2 separate regions of the Homo sapiens genome follow, and region 2 is linked to region 1. Evidence: chromatin loops called from intact Hi-C (ENCODE). Cell type or tissue: CD14-positive monocyte. All regions are shown on one strand. Links, peaks and the distances in the headings refer to the core of each region. The heading gives the core; the rest is flanking DNA.

Region 1 (11,883 bases), core at 1,587-9,586:
CTAACACGGCAAGCCCAGAACCTAGAGGAGAAGCTTAAGGGACTGCAACTGACCAGCCTGAGATGGGTGCTAGATGGTTCTGGAGCACGTCTGTGAGCCGGGTGCTTAACACTTCCCAGCTGCAATGTACCTACCTCCCTTGGCAGGTCTAACATGGAGACACTGTGAGGACCAAATAACTTCTACAAGAATGCTTTCAAAACTATAACCAAGAAGGGGTATTGCTACGACTAATATTCTCTATGTAAGCAAATGTGATAGAAACATTTATGTTAGATTAAAATGCATGATTTCTAAGTCTACAAATATCTTAATTTGGTAACTTAACACTATGCTTTCCTTAGGGCAGGTTCAAGCTAATAATCTTTACTGCATTTTATTTCACTATTCAACTAGATATTTTAAGCAGGCAACATCTCAAAACTTTAGACCACAGTGTACATTCTTCAACCTGGAGATCGGCCGATGGTTATACAGACACATGACAAAAGAAATCCCTAAGGACACTCTTTACTTCCACTAAACCAAAAGCACAAGAAAGATACATCCAGAAAAATGCTCATGTATTTCCTTTCATTTCATCTGCTTATGGCCTCTCAAAAAGGCCAGCAAGTTCTTGTCCCACATTCTTCCGGTTCTGCTCTCACTGAAGCAAAGTCACAATAAAGAAGAGTTGTTTAAAAAATACTCAGAAGTTAGTTAATCTGTAAAATCTCTGAAGAGAGTAAAAACATCTACTTTAGGCTGGGTGCCGTGGCTCACACCTGTAATCTCGGCATTTTGGGAGGCTGAAGCAGGCGAATGCCTGAGGTCAGGAGTTCAAGACAAGCCTGGCCAACAATGGTGAAACCCCATCTCTACTAAAAATACAAAAATTAGCTGGGCATGGTGGCAGGCACCTGTAATCCCAGCTACTCGGGAGGCTGAGGCAGGAGAATTGCTTGAACCCAGCAGGTGGATGTTGCAGTGAGCCGAGATCACGCCATTGCACTCCAGCCTGGGTGACAAGAGCAAAATTCCGTCTCAAAAACAAACAAACAAAAATCTACTTTAAAAAGTTAGTGTGATTCTCAAACTTCAGTGAGACCTTCTACATCTAACAAGCTGATCAAGTATCAACTGCTAATGCTGGAATGAAGTAAGCCATGTCTTAACGCACAAAGGGCTGTGCCTCAATGTTGTCAGGAAAGCTTTCTTTGATACTAAAAGCTAAAGTCCCAGAATTTACCACATAAACTTGCTCTGTTCCCAAAATATTCTCAGTATCAAAGTAACTGCCACTTTAAAATAGAAAATAAGAACAATAAATAGTAATGGGCAATTAATCCAACAGAGTATAGGCTGTAATACACGTGTTCTAAAAGCAAATAAGGAAGAAAGTCTTTGTCCTTTAAACTGAAAGTAGTTATGGCAGGAGACACATGTACAATCTTACACCTACAAGTGTTTTCTGCTTGTAGTCTTTATGGTTAGCGAGACGGCTGGCCCTGCGGTCATCTAAGTTCATCTAATGAATCTTAAACCTTTGTTTTGCTATAGCTAAATGACTTATACCAAAATGATTAACATGCTGAACACATGATAAAAAAAATATATATTCTTCCCTTAAGAGACTTCAGAGAAAAAGGAAAAACTTTATGCAACACAGAATTTCAGCTGTCCAAAAAGTAGCCTCAAAAAAGATGCTAAAGTCAAATGAACTCACAGCAAGGATTCTAAGCAATTGTCACAGAGGCCATTGAAATTCTGAAGTCAACTTTTTATCTCCTGGAAGTACTCATATCATTCACATTGAACTTAAGTCTTTCTTGAATAAGGAGAGAATATAAAAAAAATTGCTTTGTACTAAATAGTATTACACAAGACTTTTATTGTACTATCAGGGATGTTGAGGTAAATGTGGCCTTTATGCTTATATTATTGGATTAACTGCTTTGATCCTTTTGTAGATTAAAGATGATGTCTTGGCAGCAACAGCTCAAAAAATCAGCTCACCAGTTCTCGACACAAGCTCAGTGGGGTCTTGCTGTTGCACTTTCTCTAATGAAACCAAGAATTTACACCAAAACGAAAAATTATACTTTCTTTTTTGTCATTTGATTTAAGCAAAACTTTCCCCTGTAGTCCTTTAATTAGACACTAGAAACTATTTTGCCTACTTGTACTTTTCAGGAACTTAGGCTGTGCTCTTCCATTCTCACCCTACATTTATCTTCAAATATAAGTGAGATGGTCAGTTCAGAGAGAAAGGCTAGTGAATCAGAACATAAAACTAGTATTGCCAGAGTTATTTTCCTTTCCCAAGGAAAAGTAAGTCAAAAGGGTATTATTTAATTTCATTAAATTCATCTGACAAGTATTTATTGAACACCTACTATGCCCAAGAGACTTAAAGATGAAGAAGACATGAGACACACCCTTAAAGATTTAAGTAATAAAACCACTATCCATTCAGATTTTAAGTTCTCTGAAAATAAGGCTTGTGTCAAATCTTTTAGATCAGAAGCACGTGCTACCATAAAAAGTAGCTCTTCAAATGGTATATATTGATAATTATGATGAAAAAAGTAGTTTACTGACAGCCTTAAAAAAATTACACACACGCCATCCTAACAAATCATACTGACAGGTTTCCGTAAATAAAAAATACTTGCTGAGCCAGTAGGTTACATATTCATTTATCTAGAAAGACCTGTGCTGGCATCAGTCAGGTAAATAAAAACCCTCTGCCTTCAGTTTGACAAGTATTAAATACAACGAGAACATCCAGAGATACTTGAGATGGTCACACTTACCGGAGGCTTGTTTAACTTTGGTCTGTCATCCTGCAATGAAAAGATAAGGCACATTATGGAATTTAAAAATCTATGAAAGTACCACTTCCAAAATGCTGACTTTGAGACTTTTTAAAATTATAATTCAGTAATTACCATTTCAGATTCAACATTTAGCTATTAAACACAAAGTTTGATCCATCTGATTTAACAGCAAAAATTAGTAGCAGATTAAGTGCCAAGAGATATTTTCTATCTAGAGTTCCAAAGTTTCGAACAGCACCCATGACAGCTCTCTGTACATGCTGATGTGCACACACATTTATTAGACTCAGATTGCGACACGTAATTCAGGGAGGAGCTGAAGACTGATTCTTCCCTTCTGTCCTCTCAAATTCCATTTGAGATTGTGCATGTATCTCTTACGTGTATGATATCTTCAGTTAAGCCCTGCAGTCTCCCAGTTTTAGAGTCATAAACTATTTCAACTTCAGGCTGAAGCTGTCAAAAATACAGTGTGTTTAAAGGCTGGCCAGGGGGAAGCCCAGTGGGCAGGTGAAGCAGAAGTGCCACAGTCAGGGCCTGAAACCTGACCCACAGCTGGAAACAAGGATGGGATCAGGCATGTGTAACGGCAGGCCTCCCTGATGACCCTAAGACACTTTGCCTTTGTGAAGTATGGGATGAAAATATCGGGGCAAATAAACTTGTCAGATGAATGAAGCTTACTCCCTCAAAGTACATATCTCCTACCACCAAAAACAAAATCAAACAAACCTCCCAACTCAATGAAGTTGTTCTCAAATGGATTTCCTACTTTCGAGCCTTCTACAAAGAACCTAATGTAACCTCTTCTTCATTCACAGTCATTACAGGGATCATCAGTGGTATACGATAAGACTTTTCCTATATTCTTTAAGAGTTTCTCAGTTTGCTCACTTAGAATGAGGCTATTTGCCTCTCCATTTTTTTCTTACGAGAGCAGAGCGGGCTCCTAGCAGGTCTTTGTCCCCTTCTGGCGGGCTGCTAACCATGCACCACAAGTGGGAAGGCAGGACGGAGCCAGGCACTCCCAGAGGTGGACAGGGCAGCTGAGTGTGCGGCCCCAGGATCCACTCCAGAAGCTCAGAGCGCTCGGCAACTTCTTTCCAAGTTTTCAGCGATTTTCCTGATAACTTAGGTTGACAGACTAGTAACATTTAACATGGTCATTTACAACTGCCACAGAGGGGTCTAAAACCGTAACACAGCACAGTGTTTATAGAAAAGCCAAATTAGGACTAGGTGCGGTGACTCACACCTGTAATCCTAGCACTCTGGGAGGCCTAGGTAGGTGGATTACCTGAGGTCAGGAGTACAAGGCCAACCTGGCCAACATGGCGAAACCCCATCTCTACTAAAAATACAAAACAATTGGCCAGGCATGGTGGCCTGTGCCTGTAATCCCAGATACTTGGGAGGCTAAGGCAGGAGAATTGCTTGAACCCAGGAGGTGGAGGTTGCAGTGGGCCGAGATCGCGCCACTGCACTCCAGCCTGGGCAACAGAGCAAGACTCTGTCTCAAAAAAAAAAAAAAAGAAAAGAAAAGCCAAATTAGGCCAGTGTTTTCCAAAAGTTGGTCAATGAATTGGTCCAGAGCTGATATTCTCGAAGGTCTGGGGTACAGTGAGTAGAATATGGACAATGTGCTAGTTCTACAGAAGGCAGAGCTTATTCATTTCACATAGCTCCGTTTTTATATTTTTTAAATCATTTTTTAGAACTAAAATATCCTTGGCCTAATGAAAGTAGAAGTGGGGTTCTTAATAAAAATATTTTGGTCAGAAAAGGAAAGAAAGCAATGCTGGGTTGATTCTCCCCACCTTGTAAAACGTGCTGCCCCATGGAATTTCTAGGACTGAGCAGACTCCCCAGTGCATGGCTGTGGGGTGGAGCCTGCTGACTAAAACGAAGTGCCAGTAAACAATGCAACCAGGCCAGGTGTGGGGGCTCACGCCTGTAATCCCAACACTTTGAGAGGCCGAGGTGGGTGGATCGCTTGAGTCCAGGAGTTTGAGACCAGCCTGGGCAACACGGTGAAACCCCGTCTCTACAAAAACTATGAAATTTATCAGGCGTGGAGGTGTGTGCCTGTAGTCCCAGCTACCAAGAGGCTGAGGCAGGAGGATGGCTTGAGCCCAGGAGGTTGAGGCTGCAGGGAGCCATGATCGTGCCACTGCACTCCAGCCTGGGTGACAGAGTAAGACCTGTCTCAAAAAAAAAAAAAAAAAAGCAACAGTGAAATGCAAAGACATTTTTGGTCAATTTATTTATAACAAAAAATGGTGTCCTAAAATCAGGAGTTGTTTTTGCTTTACTCCTTTTAAAATGTGTATACATGCAAGCTTACAGACTAGGGTAAGGTCATCTGATAGCCTTAAATACAAATAAGAAAGGGCCCCCAAAATGTACTTACTGGATGGAGCTCCCCAATGATGAATGTTTTGGACATTTCCCTGGCATCTGTAGAGTGCCCGACATCCTCAAAGTTCTCAGTAGCGTCACCTCCAGCTTGTTCCCTTAAAACTTCTTCCCCACCAGGATGCTGTTCAAAGGAGAGGTAGAATAAAAATTTTTTTTTCAGGCAAATGAATTAAGAGAAAACGGCCAGAATTTATTTAACCAAACAGGTGACTCCTTCAGAAGACACAGATGACAACAGGAGACTAACTTGTCCATAAATGTGGATTAAAACAACACAGGCCTTTATATTCCATTTCCATCATGCAAGTACAATAGGCCTAGGCAGCAGAATCACTTGGGCCCAAGTTCAAAGCCAACCTGGGCAACATTGTGAGACCCCATAACTATAAAATACAATTTTAAAAAATTAGCTGGGCACGGTGGCATGCCCCTGCAGTCCCAGATACATGAGAGGCTGAGGTGGGAGGATGGCACAAGCTCAAGGGGCTGAGGCTTCAGTGAGCAGTGACTGCACCACTGCACTCCAGCCTGGGTAACAGAGGGAGACCCTCAAAAAGATAAAAGTAAAAAAAAATTTAAAAACAACCTTTCCCGGCCGGGCACGGTAGCTCACGCCTGTAATCCTAGGCAGATCACTTGAGTTCAGGAGTTCGAGACCAACCTGGCCTACATGGCGAAACCCCATCTCTACAAAAAATACAAAAATTAGCCAGCCGTGGTGGCGGGCACCTGTAGTCCCAGCTATTCAGGAGGCTGAGTCTTGAGAATCGCTTGAATCCAGGAGGCCGAGGTTGCAGTGAGCTGAGATTGCGCCACTGCACTCCAGCCTAGGCAACAAAGTGAGACTCTGTCTCAAAAAAAAAAAAAAAAGAGAGCGAGAAAGAAAGAACCTTTCACTAACAACATAAGTTGCTTCCCCATGTCACTCATACAGCTTAGTAAAAGCATGAGGCTCGTGTCCTTCATCCTTTGGTAATGTCTGCTTGGTTTTTCCATCAGGCTCTCAAAATTGCTCTTATTCTCTACCCAATCTATTTTTTCTTGACTCCTGCACCTGAGACTGACTTCTCTGACATCTTAGTCTAAGTGTGGCCTCAAGAGCTGGCATGCCTAAGATGACGATTCACAAGAGGCACGTGTGTCACTTCCCTCTGGAAAGCACCCTGCGTGCCGGCAATGCACGGGCAGCACAGACTGTCAGATAGATGAGTCCCTGCCTTTGCAGAACTCACTTTCTGGTAGGTAAAAACAAAACAAAACAAGTAACTTGCTGAAGATGCTGCCACCAGGACACAGTGCTGCCAGGACACAATGGAGGCACGGAGGCAGGGGTTCAACTCCACACTGGGGAGAGGCGGGAAGAGCCTCTTGTGGAATAAAAGAGTTTTAGTGCTTTCAGCTGCTTTAATATGTGAAACAAGGATGGTCATGATGCAGGGAGGGAAATTTTTTCTCCAAGATGATTGACAAGTGGGGATTAGTCACAGGACAGAGGTAAGGAGGTCTGGGGATTCTCAGGCAAGGGAAGCAGCTCTCAGAGTAATAAAAAAGAAAGCGGAGCTTGGGCAAAGCATCCTAAATACGTACTTTTGTAGGAAAAAAAAAAACTTCTTTAACTGAGCTTGAATGTTATTTTAGATTCATCCTGACCTTGAGCAAGTCACCTGCAAGTGTCCAACAACTGCACAAAAACCGGTCTCCCTTGCAGAGTCGACTGTGGTCAGTCCTTAATTTCTCCCAGTAATGAAGACATCAGGGCACATCACATTGTAGGAAGGTGGATCATTATTCTGATTTGAAACTGTTTCTCTTCCTACTTGGTCTAAACATACCTAGTGCTAAGGACATCCACTCTTTTTTTTTCTTTTTATAACATTTATCCATCTATGCTGCAGAAAAACTGGGAAGCACAAAGAAAAAAATTAAAATCACCCATCATCTTGCCTCCAGAGAGCCAGACATACACACACACGTATGTGTATGTAATGTTGGATAGAAACTGTGATGGTTATCCTATGCATTGTTTTAGAAAATAAAAAGGAGGTGATACATGGTACAGAGGCAGAGGTGCCTAGTGGTTACCACTCACTCTGTGAACTTGGGAAAACACGCATGTAGTTTTTGAGGATGAAATCTATGAACATATGTGTCTGGCACATCGTTTATGCTCAGTAACTATTACCCAGCATTTTTATTAAACACTTTCCAGTGTCTCTATGTTAGTCTGTTTTGTACTGCTATGAAGAAATACCTGAGACTGGATCATTTACAAAGAAAACAGGGGTTACTTTGGCTCTCAGTTCTGCAGCCTGTACAAGCACGGCACCATCATCTGCTCGGCCTCTGGTGAGGCCTCGGGAAGCTTTTACGCACAGTGGAAGGCCCGGGGGAGCCCACACATCTCATGGCGAGAGAGGAGGTGGTCCCAGGCTCTTTAAACAACCAACTCTGCCTGAACTAACAAAGTGAGAAGTCACTCACTACTGTGAGGACGACACAAAGCCATTCATAAGGGATCTGCCCCCATGACCTAAACATTCCTGCTAGGCCCACCTCCAACCCTGGAGGCCACATTTCAACATGAGGTTTGGAGGGAACAGGTGCAAACCATGTCAGTCACTAAGTATTCTTCCTCAACGGGACTTTGACATGGCTACATGCTGTTACATTGTATAGGCATTCCCCAATTTACTGAAATGTCTTCTACTGGGGCCATTTAGATTATTAAAAGTCCACCTTAAACAGGCATGGGAATGCACGTTAGATGTGCAGACAACAGAATGGCTACCTCAAAGCCAACCCGAAACTTCTGGATTCCTCGCCAAGGCTGCAGCAATAAAAACATGGTTTTGTTGATTCCAGAAAAGTCTGCTTAAGGTTGGACACTTCCACTCACCTACTGAGTAGAGAGAAGCCACATGGTGAGATATAAAATGACTCAGCCAGGACCCACAACTATGTAAACTCACAGACTGCTGTTACTCGCGTAGGGACCGCTGAACTCAGGAGCTGCCGTAACTTTTGATTCCTGTTAAGGATATGTCAGTGGAGACAAATCGCCCAGAGTCAATCATTATTTGCCAGGGACAGCCGATGTTCAAAGGACGACTTCGAGTGAGGTTAAAAACATGGACTTGGCCCTTTATAAAGAATTGCAGACTTAGACAAGTTTTTAGATACAGAATTCTGATCTTTACAGTGCTAAAATGGAGAAAATACACATTCAATTTCATGGGGTAATTCCACAGTCTTAATCTGAAACAGAAGTACAACAGGGCAACTCCTCACCTTAATTTTTGACCAAGAACAGCAACAAGGGATAGGTATGTATGAATCTACCTATCGACCTCTGGTTTTTACCTTGCCTAAACCATTTGTGGGGCAATTTTCTAACAAAAAAAAAAAAGAGAGAGAGAGAAACATCTTGGATTATATTGGTTTCACTGATAACTCATGTAAAATTTTAAAGATTTAAAAAACTAAAAAAAAAAAAAACATAGCTTAGAATAAACTAACTGATACTAAAATATTTTCACTCCATCCTAAAGGTCTATCTTAATAATTGGTAGGAAAATCAAATCCTAAAAATTGATATTTTGGAAAAAATAACTCATCTTGATAAGACAGTAAAAGATGAGGGTGGCTTTTTGTAATATCTAATATTTTCCTTGAAATATATGTATTACGGAGAGAGAGAGAGAGACACTTGGCCAAGTAAACTGAATCTAAATCATGTTTTGAAACTTGTCAATCTTCTCACTCTTGTTAGTAAATACATGCAGCAATTTTAATAAGCACACATCACTTTTTTTTTTTTTGAGACGGAGTCTCGCTGTGTCACCCAGGCTGGAGTGCAGTGACGCAATTTCAGCTCACTGCAACCTCCGCCTCCCAGGTTCAAGCAATTCTCCTGTCTCAGCCTCTGGAGTAGCTGGGACTACAGGCTCCTGCCACCACACCCGGCTAATTTTTGTATTTTTAGTAGAGACGGGATTTCACCAGATTGGTCAGGCTGGTCTTGAACTCCTGACCTCAGGTAATCCACCTGCCTCGGCCTCACAAAGTGTTGGGATTACAGGCGTGAGCCACACATTTGGAGACTAAAGAAAATGCTCTTCTTTGCCTGTCAGCATTCCGAAGAGACAAAGAAAAATTGGGAATGCTGGTGTTTATGCCATCGTGGTTATGCCCAGAGATAAACGTGTGGCAGCGGTGTTATGTCCTAACCTTTGGGCAGGTTATAGCACTTGGGGGTGGCCTGAAGAAAAGGCAAGGCAGAAAGTAGTAGAATAACAGGTAAGTAAACTTATCTGATGATTATCTAAAAGATTTAAGAAAAAGACCAAAATGTGTGGTTACACATAGGTAAGATTAGAGGTAACAAAAGAAGTGAAATTCTCCCAAAGAGCCTGAGCCAAATGGAAGCTGTGGATCCACTTCGGCGAAGTCAGTAGCAGAAATCTGTCCTCCATAACGCACTCCTTGCTAAGCCTCTACTCATGCGACCATGTGTGGGAAGTGACCAGCTGTAGTGCCCAGAGAGAGGGAGAAAGGTGGGGAGAGGATGTCGCGGGTCAGTAAGGAGGACCCAGAAGTGGGGATGGGCATGGAGATGCAAAGCTGTTTCCACGTGAGCTGACCCTAACGGTCTTCCGTCTTTCCAGAGGAAGATTTCCATTTGTTTTTGTTATTATGCACTTGAGTTAATTCACCCAACAAACACACATGAACGTCTCCACGTGGCAGCCACAGTCGGAGCCAAGATAGCGACGGCTCCCGCCTCGGGGAGTTCACAGCCGGAGAGATGAAACATGAATAACTATGACCATGCCACTGCAAGTGAAAGGAAATGTCCTCAGGTGAAAGAGTTTAGTGCCATGAAGAATATGACACAGGAATGTCACCCACACAAAGGGGTCAGGACGGGCCCTGCTGAGCTGTACCACAAGGTGGGAGCTGCAGTCAACAAGGGCCAAGAGGTGTCTGGGGAAGGTGTTGCAGGGGCGGGGAACAGCGAATTCAGGACCTGGGAGAGAAGGCCTCACAGGGCCCCAGGGTAGGAGAAAGGGCCAGGCCGTGTGCTGCTTTTGCGCCTCTCCAAGGATTCTGATCTTTGTCCTGTGAGCAATGAGAGAGGCCATGGTAAGGATCTAAGTGGGGGAGGTAACGCGATCAGATTTAATTTTAAAATATAACCCAGGCTTCAGAGTGGACAGCAGACAAAAGGGCAAGAGAGGGTGAGGGAAGGCTGTTCTCTGCAGCCACTCCAGAGGGTAGGGTGGGGGCAGCTGCAGGTGCAAGGGTGTGCATGGTGTGAGGCAGAGTGGACGAGAGGGCTTCCGGACGGTAAGGATGGTGGGAGAGACAGGAAGTGCCACTGGAGCCAATGTTTGGTTTGCACAACTGAATGGAAGATGGGGCCAAATGCTGAGAACAGGTGTCAGGCAGAGAGACCAGGTTTAGGGCTAAACCACTTACTGGAACTCACTCATCGTGCCCACATATCTTGTAGCTCCTAATGCCTCCCACAGGCTTTTGCGAAATCTCCACTTTGTAAGTTACCCAAATATACCTTGTTCTCGACAGCATATGAGAATCCCCAGATACAACCCAGGGAATACCAATACAATAACTGGAAATGGCTTTTGCTTTTTGCATCTATAAAGGTTAGCTATGGGAAAATAAACAGGAAATATGCTTTAAAAGATTGAAGGTCGGCACAGTCTAAATTCAGAAGACATTAACTGCCACACCCCTACCCAATACTAAGTGACTTTCAGGAAGACACAGTACACCCCTGCATTGTAAACAGTAATGTCGGCTCCCAGCTCCTGTCGCTCCATGGCTTTATACAGCTCACACATAAAAGTTCGCAGCAGAATTTTGCACAGTGGTTCTCTTCTCCTTGAATTGCCTTCTTTATTTGACTTCCAGGGGAACAGGCTGCGCTTGTGTTCATCCAACCTTCTCGGCCACCACAGTCTCCTGATCGTCTACGTGTCTAAACACAGGAGCACCCTGGGGCTCAGTCCCTGGTCCTCACCCCTCCTCCATCTGCGTTGGCTCTCCTGATGATCTTATCAAGTCTCCCCACTTAGAGAATCATCTGTCAGCCAAGGAAAGCAGTGGAAGAGCCCCAGGTCCCTCCCACACACAGCAGCTACTCAGTACTTCCACTCCATAGCTAATGCACACTCCAGCGTAACAGGACCAAATGGCATGTCTCACTTTCCCCCCCAAAATACACTCCTTCCAGTCTTTCATTCATGGGAAATGCTGCCACCACACACCCAGTTGCTGCAGCCAAAAGCCTAGGAGTCAAGTTTTATTCCTCTTTCTTTCTTCATCTATTCCATCAGCCAATCCAGTTGGCAACCTTCAAAACAGACTGAGAATCTAACCACCTCTCACCACTTCCCCTGCTACCACCCAGGGACAACAGCAATTGTCACTGAGCTGGTCTCCCATCCTCCCTAGCATCAGTTCCCCTGAGATCGCCATGCCATGAAGACTTTTAGAAGCTGATTATGGTACCCTGGGAAAGGATCATGCTTGCGTAGTCTAGAGGGGTGGCAGTAATGGTGATGCAGAGGTAGAAGATAAAGTAGGGGAGTTTCAGAGATGAAACAGATGCCTTCAGTGATAT
Region 2 (11,883 bases), core at 2,434-10,433, 46 kb before region 1:
AGCAAGTAAGACTATAGAGGCAAGTTAGAGTGGGGCGCTAATCCAACAAATGTTTCCCATCTCAATATGTAGGTGAATTATCACCTAACTGAAATTGGGGAGATAGTTTAATATGGCTACAAAATTAATGACTACATAATTTTCTTTTGTTTTTAACATTTATTTTAAATCTTGAATGCTGGTTTTGAGGACAGCCAGGTTTCCCTTATGAGACAGGGTAAGTGATGTTGAAGGCTTGAGGTTGGAAAATAACTCAACTCAAAGTCAACCACCTCCTTTTTCTTCTGACTGGTTCGGTTCAAGGCGTACATCATTCCCTAGTGAAGGCAGAGTAGCATTGCTTACAGTCATAATAACGTTACTGTCAAAAGAAGCAAGAGGAGTAGCATTTGCCTACAAGGAGCCAGGGGAAAGGGGCTGGAAACAGGACCTGTGTGTTCAAGCAAGGGGAAGACCCCAGGAAGTAAAATTAGCTGAGCTGGGTCTAGAGGGGAGGCAGCAGAAATGACCTGTGTCTCACACTGACCACCAGATGGGGGGGACAGCCCTGGGCAGGTGGTCACCTGGAAGCTGAGGGGGCAAAAATAGTCTTGCCACAAGAATGAAGAATTAGATGAGATTAAATGTTCAAAAGTTAAATTTCAACTCAGGAAGTGATTCCATCTCATAGTCAGATTCAGTTCCTTGTCCTTTGTGACTTTTTCCATAAATATTCATTCAAAGCTAGCTTTTACTGATAAAGAGGGATGTGTCTACAATTTGCCTTCTACATTCCCCTCTACGTGATTGTTTTAAAAACCATGCAGGCCAGGCACGGTGGCTCACGCCTGAAATCCCAGCACTTTGGGAGGCTGAGGCAGACAGATCACTTGAGGTCAGGAGTTCAAGACCAGCCTGGCCAACATGGTGAAACCCCGTCTCAACTAAAAATACAAAATTAGCCAGGCGTGATGGTGGGCTCCTGTAATGCCAGCTACTTGGGAGGCTGAGGTAGGAGAATCGCTTGAACCCAGGAGGCGAAGGTTGCCGTTAGCCGAGATCGTGCCATTGCACTCCAGCCCAGGAAAGAAGAGCAAAACTCCGTCTCAAAAACAAAAAAAAAACAAAAAACGTACAATGTTGTCTAAACTAACACATTTGGAGTTTCCTGGGAAATGAGCCCCGCACAGGTGGCCCCGTGACACAGCCGAGCTGGGAGGGCAGCAGACAGGCCCAGGGTCATCCTGGCGACCCAATCAACTCCTAGGATCCAATTCACTCTCCCACCCACACATAGCTCCCATCGCCACAACATGGCGGGCTGCCCCATGCAAAGGAAGGCGCCCGCTCATCCCCTGATGAGGAAAAGGACTTGCGCACTGCCTTCATCGGGTGCACAGGAGGCTCCTCGTCGTCAAGTAACCAATCAGTTACATTACACAGGCCAGCACCACTCAAATCATCAGAGGAAGGGGCAGGGCAAGGAAAAATGAAAAGAAATCCGAAGGAAAGTGTGCGTAGCTGCTAGTAGTTTGACTTGTAACTGCCAAAGTTAACGCAGTCAGTCCTCACTATTTGAGGATTCCTACTTGCAAATTCACCTACTCGCTAAAATTTATCGCTTGTTTGTTTATTATTTTTTGAGACGGAGTTTTGCTCTTATTGCCCAGGCTGGAGTGCAATGGCACGACCTCGGCTCACTGCAACCTCGCCTCCCGAGTTCAAGCGATTCTCCTGCCTTAGCCTCCCGAGTAGCTGGGATTACAGACGCCTGCCCCCATGCCCGGCTAATTTTTTGTATTTTTAGTAAAGACGTGGTTTCACCATGTTGGCTAGGTTGGTCTCAAACTCCTGACCTCAGGTGATCCACCCGCCTCGGCCTCCCAGAGTGCTGGGATTACAGGTGTGAGCCACCATGCCCAGCCTAAAATTTACCTTTTGAAACCCCCAAATTGGTGCTCACTGTGCTTTCATAGTCATTCGTGGACATGCCAGAATGGTGAAAATGTTGAGTTGTCCAACTCGCCCTTTCCATCTCTACCTTCTTGTTCCAGCTCTCATACTGTAAACAAGTGTTCTTCTTCAGTCTATTTAGCCATTTTTTAAACATTTTTGTGCTTTTTCTTGGTGATTTTGCTCCTTAAAATGGCCCCTAAGCACAGTGCTGAGGCTGTCCTGTATTCCTAAGCACCAGAAGGGCTGTGATGTGCCTTATGGAGAATACACATGTGTTAGAGAAAAGCTTCATTCCAGCCGGAGTTATAGTGCCATTAGCCATGAGTGTTACATGAATGAATGGATAATATATAGAATAAGGTGCCTTCAAGCAGAAACACACATATAACAAGCTTAGCAATAGATGATTGACAAATATGTCATCACACAAGTTCACAGGAACACACCCTGTATTTTCCCTATGAGCAGTGTTCATTATCTGCTAACTCAGCGTTCCCAGTGACTTTATAGAACATAACTGCTATGAGTAATAAAAGTCAGTTGTACTTATCACTTTCTCTTTTTTCCCCCTTTTTCCTTTCCCTCTTGCCTTAGCCAGCATCTGCGGCAGTCAGGGTTCTTTACCTGGTGGGGTGAACTACACCTTCAGACCTGAGCTTTCTGAGCTCTTTGCTATCCTGTATTTATTGGGTTGCTAGACTCGGAAGTACTACAATGCATCTCTGTAATTCCCAGGTCCTGGTCTTACTCCTCTCTCTCCCCACTGGGGAGAAACAATCTGATTTCTTCTTGAAAATGAGATTAATCAACCCAACCACATCAGAACCTCCCCATCTTATCCTGTGAGTTCAGTGGCATGAGGAATTCAAGGCAGTCTGGTGGCAATCTTAACCTCCAATCCACGGAACCATTGTTGTAATGGACACATTCCTCTCTTGAAACAAGAACCGAGACATCTACACCAGCAGCCCTCAAGGCTGTAAAAATAGAAAGCAAAATCTCTTCAGACGAGTTCTTAGGTCCCACCCTATGGTTTCCAGACCCATGCATGTTGGCTGTGGGAGAAGAGACGCCACCAATTATCCATGGTCTAAGACATAGATCCTGCAGGCCAGCATCCCAGCTTCTGGGCATGCTGCCTCCCAGCCAACACAAGCTGCTCCTGTTCTTTCAGGCCACCCGGTGGGGTGTGGTGGGCTATGACGAGCCCAACACTGCACTTCTTTACTCCCTCATGTAGGGTCCCATGACCACGGGTAACTCATGCCTGAAGCCCACAGACACATTTCAGTCAGGGAAGGCACATCCATACCCAGAACAAAGCCTTTCAGCTTGGGACACATAAGCCCTCATGAGATGAGTGTGATGTAATCAATATACCACTGGCTTCTGGCAGCACTGCCCAGCCTCAGGCCACCGGGCCATAGCATCCTATCCTGGGCTCAGTCTCAGCCTAGCTGTAGGCAGATTGGGTCCTCAGCAGTGGTGGTACCAACATTGGCTTGAGAAGGAGGATGTCCATGCTGCTGAGCCTGTAGACAGCTCTATCCCTGCCACCATGAGCCCATTGAATAGACACTGCAGTAGCTGGTAGAAGACACGGTTCTCCATAGAATGGGCCATCTTGTCTACTGGTTATATCCTCTATGGTAGATATTCTTTGGAGCTCACTCACATGAAACACTCTCCTTCTGTGCCCATTCCAGGAGCAGCATCCATATATCTCCTCTTCTGATCACCAAGTCACCCATCTTCTATTTTTTTCTTTTAAACTCCATAAAAACTGCAGAGCCTTGCACTGCCCATGAATCAGGGAAAATCCACACCTCTGAGGATTTCTCCTCCCATGCAAAGTGAACAAGCACATACCCTTCTGCTGGGAGTTCTGCCCACAGAGGATTTTCTTTTACTTTTAACTTTCAGTGACTTCTCTGTATGGGGCTATAATGGCACAGCAGTCCCAGCCGAGCTAAAAATAATGTTGGCCACCATGACACCTGAGGTTTGGTCATCCAACCAAGAAAGGAACTAGAGCCACCTCCAGCTGCTACAGCTAGCCCATTAAATCTTGAGTCTTGAATAAGTGCACCCAAACCAATATACTTTTTGGTCCAATCCAAAGTTATATTTTACCCTATTATGTGTAAGATCCATATAATCTATTTCCTCACATATTCCCCAGGGTTAGAAATTAGCAAACTAGTTTGTTGTAGAAGCTGCCTGCTCGGGAAGCAAAACTTGAAGTTCCTCGCCCTGCCCCATCCTCCTCAGAGAATGATGACACTTGACTCTGGTAATAGGTCTGGAGGCAAAGGTTGCAGTTCCCACAGATGGTGAGAATGGCAACCAGCAGTTGCCATTCTTGAGGGCAACCAGCAGTCTTCACACAAGAAAAGCCTGCTTTCCTCAACCTAACAAATCTAGCAAGATAGGCTCCCAGGAATCAGGGGTGGGAGAGCCAAGATTCTTGGATTTCTTGAGTCTACTCAGATGTCTCTTTCCCAAGTCCCCAGGCCCCACCTCTTCCCCACTAATGCCATGGATTTAATGTATGGATTTAGAAGCGTTGCCATTTCTGAAACCCATAGAGCTAGACACAGCTAGACATTGGACCTGACCTCCAGCCATGCCTGCCTTGTCCCTACATCATATAAGTTATTATTTTGAGGCTGATCTCTGGATATATTTGTGCCTTGAACCAAGATTTCCAGCTCTGAACTTGCTACTGGTTTTCTGAAAAGTCTCCATTACCAACAGATACCCCCCAATCCTTGTAATCATCATCACTTGCACATCATTCCAATTCAGCCTCTATCTAATCTCCCTAAGCCTTGAACCCAACCAACACCTCACCTCCAGCAGCAACAGGTGATGATTTAGTCAATGATAATGCAACTCCATGCCACAGGTGACTAGTGTCCCACCTTCCCTCTGCCAGAACATCATCACTGTGTGCCCAAACAGATGAGCAATCCCGTTCCATGATCTTGTCTTAAAGATCTGATTTTGGCACTAATTCTTGTATGAAGAACTCTATTATTCAGAGTCCAACTTGAAAAGATCATTCCAGTATTTAAAGCAGAGGAAATCTAATGTAAGGAATTAGTTATACCGGTGGCAGAAGTGCAGAGAAACCAAATCAAGGACACCAACAGGGATAAGCAACACAAGAAGGTACTGCCATCCTGGGCTAGAAGGAAAAAGGGGTTCCTGGTCCAGGATGCAGGGCCATCCGGTCAAGGTGGGAACCAGAGCAGGCCTGGCAGATAGAAGCTAGCACCACAGAGAAGATGCAGCCCCTGCCTGAGACCCCACACAAAACAGAGGGAAACTCCTGGCTCCTCCCTTCCCCATCTCTCCAACCTCCTGCCATTGTCTCAATGGCCAAACCAACTGTTCTGAGAGTCTAAAAAATTAAGCCTGCATTGAAGGCTGCAAAGAAGCCCGGGTGATACAGAGCTGAGCAGGGGACAAGTGAGGAATAGATCTGATTGCAGAAAATTCCAAGGACCAGCAGCCCGTAGGGTGGGGTTAGGATAACCAGAGTCAACATGCATAAAGGAAGTTTCACTCAAAAAAATTAGCTATGGCCTGTGTGGATTCTTTTGACTTTGAATGATGGTTGGAATAAACTCTTGTGACTTGTAAATAGAAGTACTGAATGTGAGTCAACAACAGGCAGAAAGAAAACTGTGATGTCGGAAAAATCAAACAAGCAAATATTTATGTCAGATAAGAAGTTCATCAACCCCAATGTGATGATCTGGACAGAGTGGGTCCCTTTAATATACAAAATAGATGGATGTGGACTGGCTGGGTATAAACTTGAAATGGGGGCTGGGAGTCTCACCACCACCCTCACACTCACCATCCCTGAGAACCCTCTGAGTGCCAGCAGGTGTACTGAGAACCACACAAAGGTAAGCACGGATCACAGATTTAACACAACTCTGCAACCTTGTATCATTTTCAAGACACATGTGGCATCCCAAGAGATGTCAAATTCAACCCTCAGTACTGCACGAGGCTAAAATAGTGCAAACCAAAATTATAAAGCTGTAAGGGGTCTTAGAGATAAACTTGCCTATAAATGAGCCGTCTGACTCCAACCCACTATCTAATTTCAGGAGGCAGAGGTCACAAATGTCCCTGATTTCAAGTTACTATTTCTTTCCTTTTTTTAAGGGATATCTGTCAACCTTGGTTCTCTTAAAACTGGCTCTTGTGCAACAAAATGTTGCTTGTTACCGGTTCAATATTTTACTGTTGAATACATCGGGGCCTAAAGAAGTTATGTGACTTGTCCAAGGTCACACAGTAACTTAAAGGCAAAATCGAAATTTAAAACCTGCCCACCAACTTCTAATCAAGCAGCAACCCTTCTGTTTCAGCAAACGGTGGGTGTGGAGAAGCAGAGCTGTGCTGCCACCCGCAACCCTCAGAGTTATGAGGCAACAGCCTGTCGCTTTCCAAAATGTCCCATGAGGTCAGCTCTGCTGAGGGTTGTACCAGTCAAACCTGTGTTGCAAGATGGCTTCAAATATCAATTAAGATTGTAACATGCTGGACTACAAATGAAAAATTCATGTGAGAAGAGATCTGAGTTTGGATAACTCTGGGTCTCGTTCAGAAAGAAAGTATGTTGTGTTTCAAATATGACATTTTAAGTGCATTTACTTCTTTTTTGGATCAGCCTCTGATTCTGGGCTATTCTAGAATTTAGTGCAAACCTCTGCCATAGCACACGGCCCACTTGATTGCCTTTTCTTCATGCAACTGCCTTCCACCTGGCCTTGGTGCTTGCAACTCTGTATCTCTAGTGATTAGCATAGATTTCAACCCATAGTAGTACCTCATCAATATTTACTCGACAAATGAGTATATAAATGAGTAAATGATCAATCATCACACCTTCTAGAGATTGACAGCTCCAAAATTTGTCAATATGATGTGTCATGTGTACATTTTTTCCTGATGTATTCCTTCAACCAGGTGATACATGTAAAGCAGTAACAAATTAGATTAACAGTCCTTAATAAAGATTGCTAGAAAACTAAGAGCCAAGAAATAAATTCATAATTTCAAAAATATCTGCTTGAAGAGTATTTGTAGATAGTTTATCACCATATATATATACTATATATATACTGTATATATAGTATATATATACTATATATACTATATACAGTATATATATACTATATACAGTATATATATACTATATATATACCGTATATAGTATATATATACTATATATACTATATATAATATATATACTATATATACTATATATAATATATATAGTATATATATATAAAAAAACATAATATATATATAGTATATATAATATATACTATATATATACTATATATACTATATATAATATATACTATATATATAATATATATACTATATATAATATATACTATATATATAATATATATAGTATATATATAATATATACTATATATTATATATATACTATATACTATATATATACTATAGTATATATATATACTATATACTATATATATACTATAGTATATATATATAATATATACTATATATATACTATATATATAGTATATATATATAATATATATAGTTTTTTGTTTTTGTTTTTGTTTTTGAGACAGAGTCTCGCTCTGTCGCCCAGGCTGGAGTGCAGTGGTGTGAGCTTGGCTCACTGCAAGCTCCTCCTCCCGGGTTGACGCCATTCTCCTGCCTCAGTCTCCAGAGCAGCTGGGACTACAGGCACCTGCCACCGAGCCTGGCTAATTTTTTGTATTTTTAGTAGAGACGGGGTTTCCCCGTGTTAGTCAGGATGGTCTTGATCTCCTGACCTCGTGATCTGCCTGCCTCGGCCTCCCAAACTGCTGGGATTACAGGCGTGAGCCACCGCGCCCAGCGTTTATCACCATATTATATCCGCCTTATCTGTGGTTTTAGTTAACCGCATTCAATCATGGTCTGAAAATATTAAATGAAAATGTCCAGAAATCAATAATTCACAAGTGTTAAATTGTGCGCCATTCTGAGTAGTGTGATGAAATCTCTCACCATCCCGCTCTGTCCTGCCCGGGATGTGAATCACCCTTTGTCCAGCACATCCGTGCTGTATACACTCCCTGCCCCCATTTGTCATTTTGTAGCTGCCTTGGTTATGAGACTGAAGAAAACATGGTATAGATAGGATTCAGCCAAGGTTTCAAGCATCTGCTGTGGGTCTTGGAACATATACCCTGGTGATAGGGGGGCTACTGTATTAACTCCATATAAAGTGATAATATGAAAATGACTAATTTTAATTCAGAAATCTGTCTTAAGTGTTTTAACATTGCCTTTGATATTCTGTTTTTAATTTATTAAGGCTTCATTGAGCGATTCATTTAGAAAATTATTTTTAAATAGAACAATGAAAAGATGAACTCCAATGAGAGCATTAGCACTAATACCAATTTGATGGAGTCTAAATTAATGAGGTTGCATTGTTGCCAGACAAATACAAGCCTTTCAAACTCAGCACCCCCTGAAAGTAGACCCTGGGACAAGTCTGCAAGTGCAAATCCTTTATTTGGGAGGTGACCCCAGAGTGGGGACGTGAAACAGGGGAGGGAAGAGAGGCAATGAAGCCTGGGACAGTGCCACAGACAGCTGGTGCTCACCCTAGCAGGGGCTCCAGAGAGGGCATGGAGCCCGGGCATTGTCCCTGGTGGAAGGGAGGAAGCCAGGGTATTTACCCACCAACTCTTGCCCTTGTTGACTGAGATCACTCCTGGGGGCATCACCTCCCTGGCCCTCTGCGCCTGCCAGTGATCATTTCATGGCAGAGCCAGAGAGTGCCCTCCCTCAGGGAGAGAGATGCAGGAAGCCAACAGCCCCAAAGGGAATGCCCCAAGGTGATTTCCTGGTAGGGAGAGGACCTGGTTGGGGTACTGAGCCAGGCTTGGGAACACTGGAGCAGCTACACATACTTAGGTACCATCATCCCTTCTAGTTATTTTCTAGAACCCCCATACCACAGAGTTATTCTCCCCTAGAACTTGAAAGGGCCCCAGCTTCCCTGAATGGCTCTGGCCACCCAAGGTGCAGTGAGGTGCATGGTCTCATGATGACAGTGTTTTCTGCTATATTATAATTAATGAAAACCATGCATTCCAGTGATCTATACTTCTTTACTAGAATGCCATTTTGGAAACAAATATGAAAAATCCAAGAGACCAAAAGAACAGGCTCACGCTTCAAACCAAAACAGGAAAAGCTGCTTATTATCTAATATACGTAATATAATGAACTATTCAAATAATGTCAATTGTACTAGAAAAAAATATCCTTTAGGCCTGGTGTGGTGGCTCACACCTATAATCCCAGCACTTTGGGAGGCCGAGGTGGGCAGATCACGAGGTCAGGAGTTTGAGACCAGCCTGACCAACATGGTGGAACCCCATCTCTACTAAAAATTAGCCAGGTGTGGTGGCGTGTGCCTGTAATCCCAGCTACTCAGGAGGCTGAGGCAGAATTGCTTGAACTTGGGAGGCAGAGGTTACAGTGAGCCGAGATCACGCCACTGCACTCCAGCCTGGGCGAGAGAGCAAGACTCCGTCTCAAAAAAAAAAAAAACAAAAAATATCCTTTAGCTCAACCACTGGCTGCCTACCTACTAAGAATTACCAGTTTGCCCCTTTTGGCACTTCAGGGAAATCAAAAAGGAGAAAGAAATGCTGGTGATATGGTTTGGCTGTGTCCCTACCCAAATCTCATCTTGAATTTTACACGTTGTGGAAGGGACCCAGTGGGAGGTAATTGAATCATGGGGGTAGGTCTTTCCCGTGCTGTTCTCATGATAGTGAATAATTCTCACGAGATCTGATGGTTTTAAAAACCCATCGTTTTAAAAAAGTCTCCCTGCACAATCTCTCGTCTCCTGTCTGCCACCACATGAGACATGCCTTTCACCTTCCGCCATGATTGTGAGATGTCTCCAGCCACGTGGAACTGTAAGTTCATTCAACCTTTTTTTAATTCCCGGGTATGTCTTTATCAGCAGCGTGAACATGGACTAATACAGCTGGCCTTCCCTGCTCAGGTGAGAAGGAGAGAAGGAGGGGCCCGAGTGGGGCAGGGAGGGGAAGTAGCCCAATAGCACTGCCTGGGCTCACGTGAGGACCAGTGCCAGTCCCTTTCCATCTTCACACAGGCTGCGGGCAGGGGGTGCTGCCTGAGTTGGGAAGTAAGGCAAGTTTTACTGAGAAAGGGGCCTGTGTACAGCAGCTATTTTCAGGCGCTCAGAGGTATTTTTGTTTTGTGCATTCACAGACATTTTCACAAATGGCCTACAGGAATATTGTGCTTACCTGAACACGTGGGTTTCCTGCTTTACGGACAGCTTTCAGTTTGGTCTGTGCTGTGGTGAACATCCCCATGAGTCCCTGGGCTTCCAGGGCCCCCTTCCTGTCAGCGTCATGCAGTCAGCAAGCTCCCCTTCTTCCCCCATGCTGGGCCTGAGACCCCCAGCTCCTCCCGGGGCTCTCCCCTCTTCCCCACTTGGTGCCCTTTTGGAAATTAGACCAAAAATACACTTTGTAGGCCCCCATCAGGATCAGATGGCTTTAGATCCTGTTCTCCCCACTTGCAACCTTTTCATTTAGGACTTTCATCTAAGACTGGTTGTGAAGACGGGAATTCAGCGCGCCATGCAGGGGACTCACTAGGCCCCAGGTGGGAACCCCATCCCCTCCTCAGGCGTTTTTGCTTCATGCTTATATCCGTGTCATCATCGGGCCTCTTATGCTGGCATTTTGTTTGTGTGTTCTCTCTCGCTTAACAAACTCACTCCTAACAGTTTAAAGAAGTGGCCTCTCAATTTCTAGAGAATCAAAACAGCAGTAAATCTCCTTCTTCTGAAAACGTATTCCAAAACGCTATTTGGTTATTCTCGTCTTTTCTGTGGTAAGAATGCAAATAGGACTCTACTTCATTCAGAGAGCAAAAGACTCACGGAAGTTAAATAATTTATGGAAATATTTAGAAAAGAAAAAGAAAGGTACAGATATGAGCTTTCTGCCAAGTTTTTTCTTTTTCTTTTTTTCTTTTTTTAATTATAGGCCTTTATTGGCTCCAGACAGGGAGGTTCTGATAAGCCCAGGAAGGAAAGCTAATGAAAATCTCTTCCTTAGGGTACCTACCAGTTTTCTCATTAGAAAGCATATCTCAAATATCAAAGATTCATTTTCACTTGTTTTTATGAAGGACTTGGAACCTTGGTGAAAGGTTATTTTACACGTTCAAATCTTACTTTAGAATAATTAATTTAGTCATTCAACAAATATTTGAATGCACACCATATGATAGGCACATGCTGGATCCTGCTGATGGAAACCTAAACAAGTCAGACGATGCCACCCTTGTGGGGCTCAGAATGTACCCATTTAATTGCAATGTGAAGTGTTTCATATTCTTAACCACCTAGAGGCTCATCTGTAAATGAGGTCCTATACTTTTTCTAATCTACTGAAACGTGGCCATCCATCGACCTCCAGGAATATAAAACAGAGGCAGGGAAATCAAGCCAATCCATTTATACAAGTTTTAAGTGCATACAAAAAAAAAAAAAAGGAAATTTAGGCTATCATCTAAAATGACCTTGATGGGTCCAATACCAAGAAAAATAGGATAGCACATAGTAGGTGTTCATTTTTTTAACTTTTTCTTTGCAAATAATTTCAAACTTACAGAAGAGTCTCGAGAAAAACAATTGCTCAAAAAACACCCCCACACCCATTACCCAGATTTCTTACGATTCACATTGTATCCCATTTGCTTTCTCACTTGCTATTACTGTGTATATAATTTTTCTGAACCATTTGAGAATATGTTGCACACGTCATGGCCCTTTCCCCCTAAACTGCATTTCCTCAGAGCAGAGACAGTCTTGCATGACGATAAAAC

Evidence for each region. Peaks named below come from ENCODE experiments on the same cell type or tissue, not always from the same donor. Only the 100,000 strongest peaks of a DNase experiment are listed, where the experiment ranks them.
Region 2: it touches region 1 in a loop (2.3-fold over the local background); 2 of 110 quality-filtered maps call a loop at or near these places.

The regions. Positions count from the first base shown.
Region 1 is chr18:74,258,120-74,270,002 of GRCh38, forward strand. It overlaps CYB5A (cytochrome b5 type A), which reads right to left. Exons shown (of 5, transcript NM_148923.4): 2 at 5,230-5,358; 3 at 2,796-2,825. Among named protein-coding and RNA genes, the nearest start is that of CYB5A, 28 kb to the right of the region's middle. RefSeq lists enhancers at 9,738-10,278, 10,988-11,157 and a cis regulatory region at 11,073. In CD14-positive monocyte, for the core only: no CTCF peak of the experiment used is centred there; a DNase peak (open chromatin) is centred at 6,392.
Region 2 is chr18:74,211,247-74,223,129 of GRCh38, forward strand. No RefSeq gene overlaps it. Among named protein-coding and RNA genes, the nearest start is that of TIMM21, 69 kb to the left of the region's middle. In CD14-positive monocyte, for the core only: no CTCF peak of the experiment used is centred there; no DNase peak of the experiment used is centred there.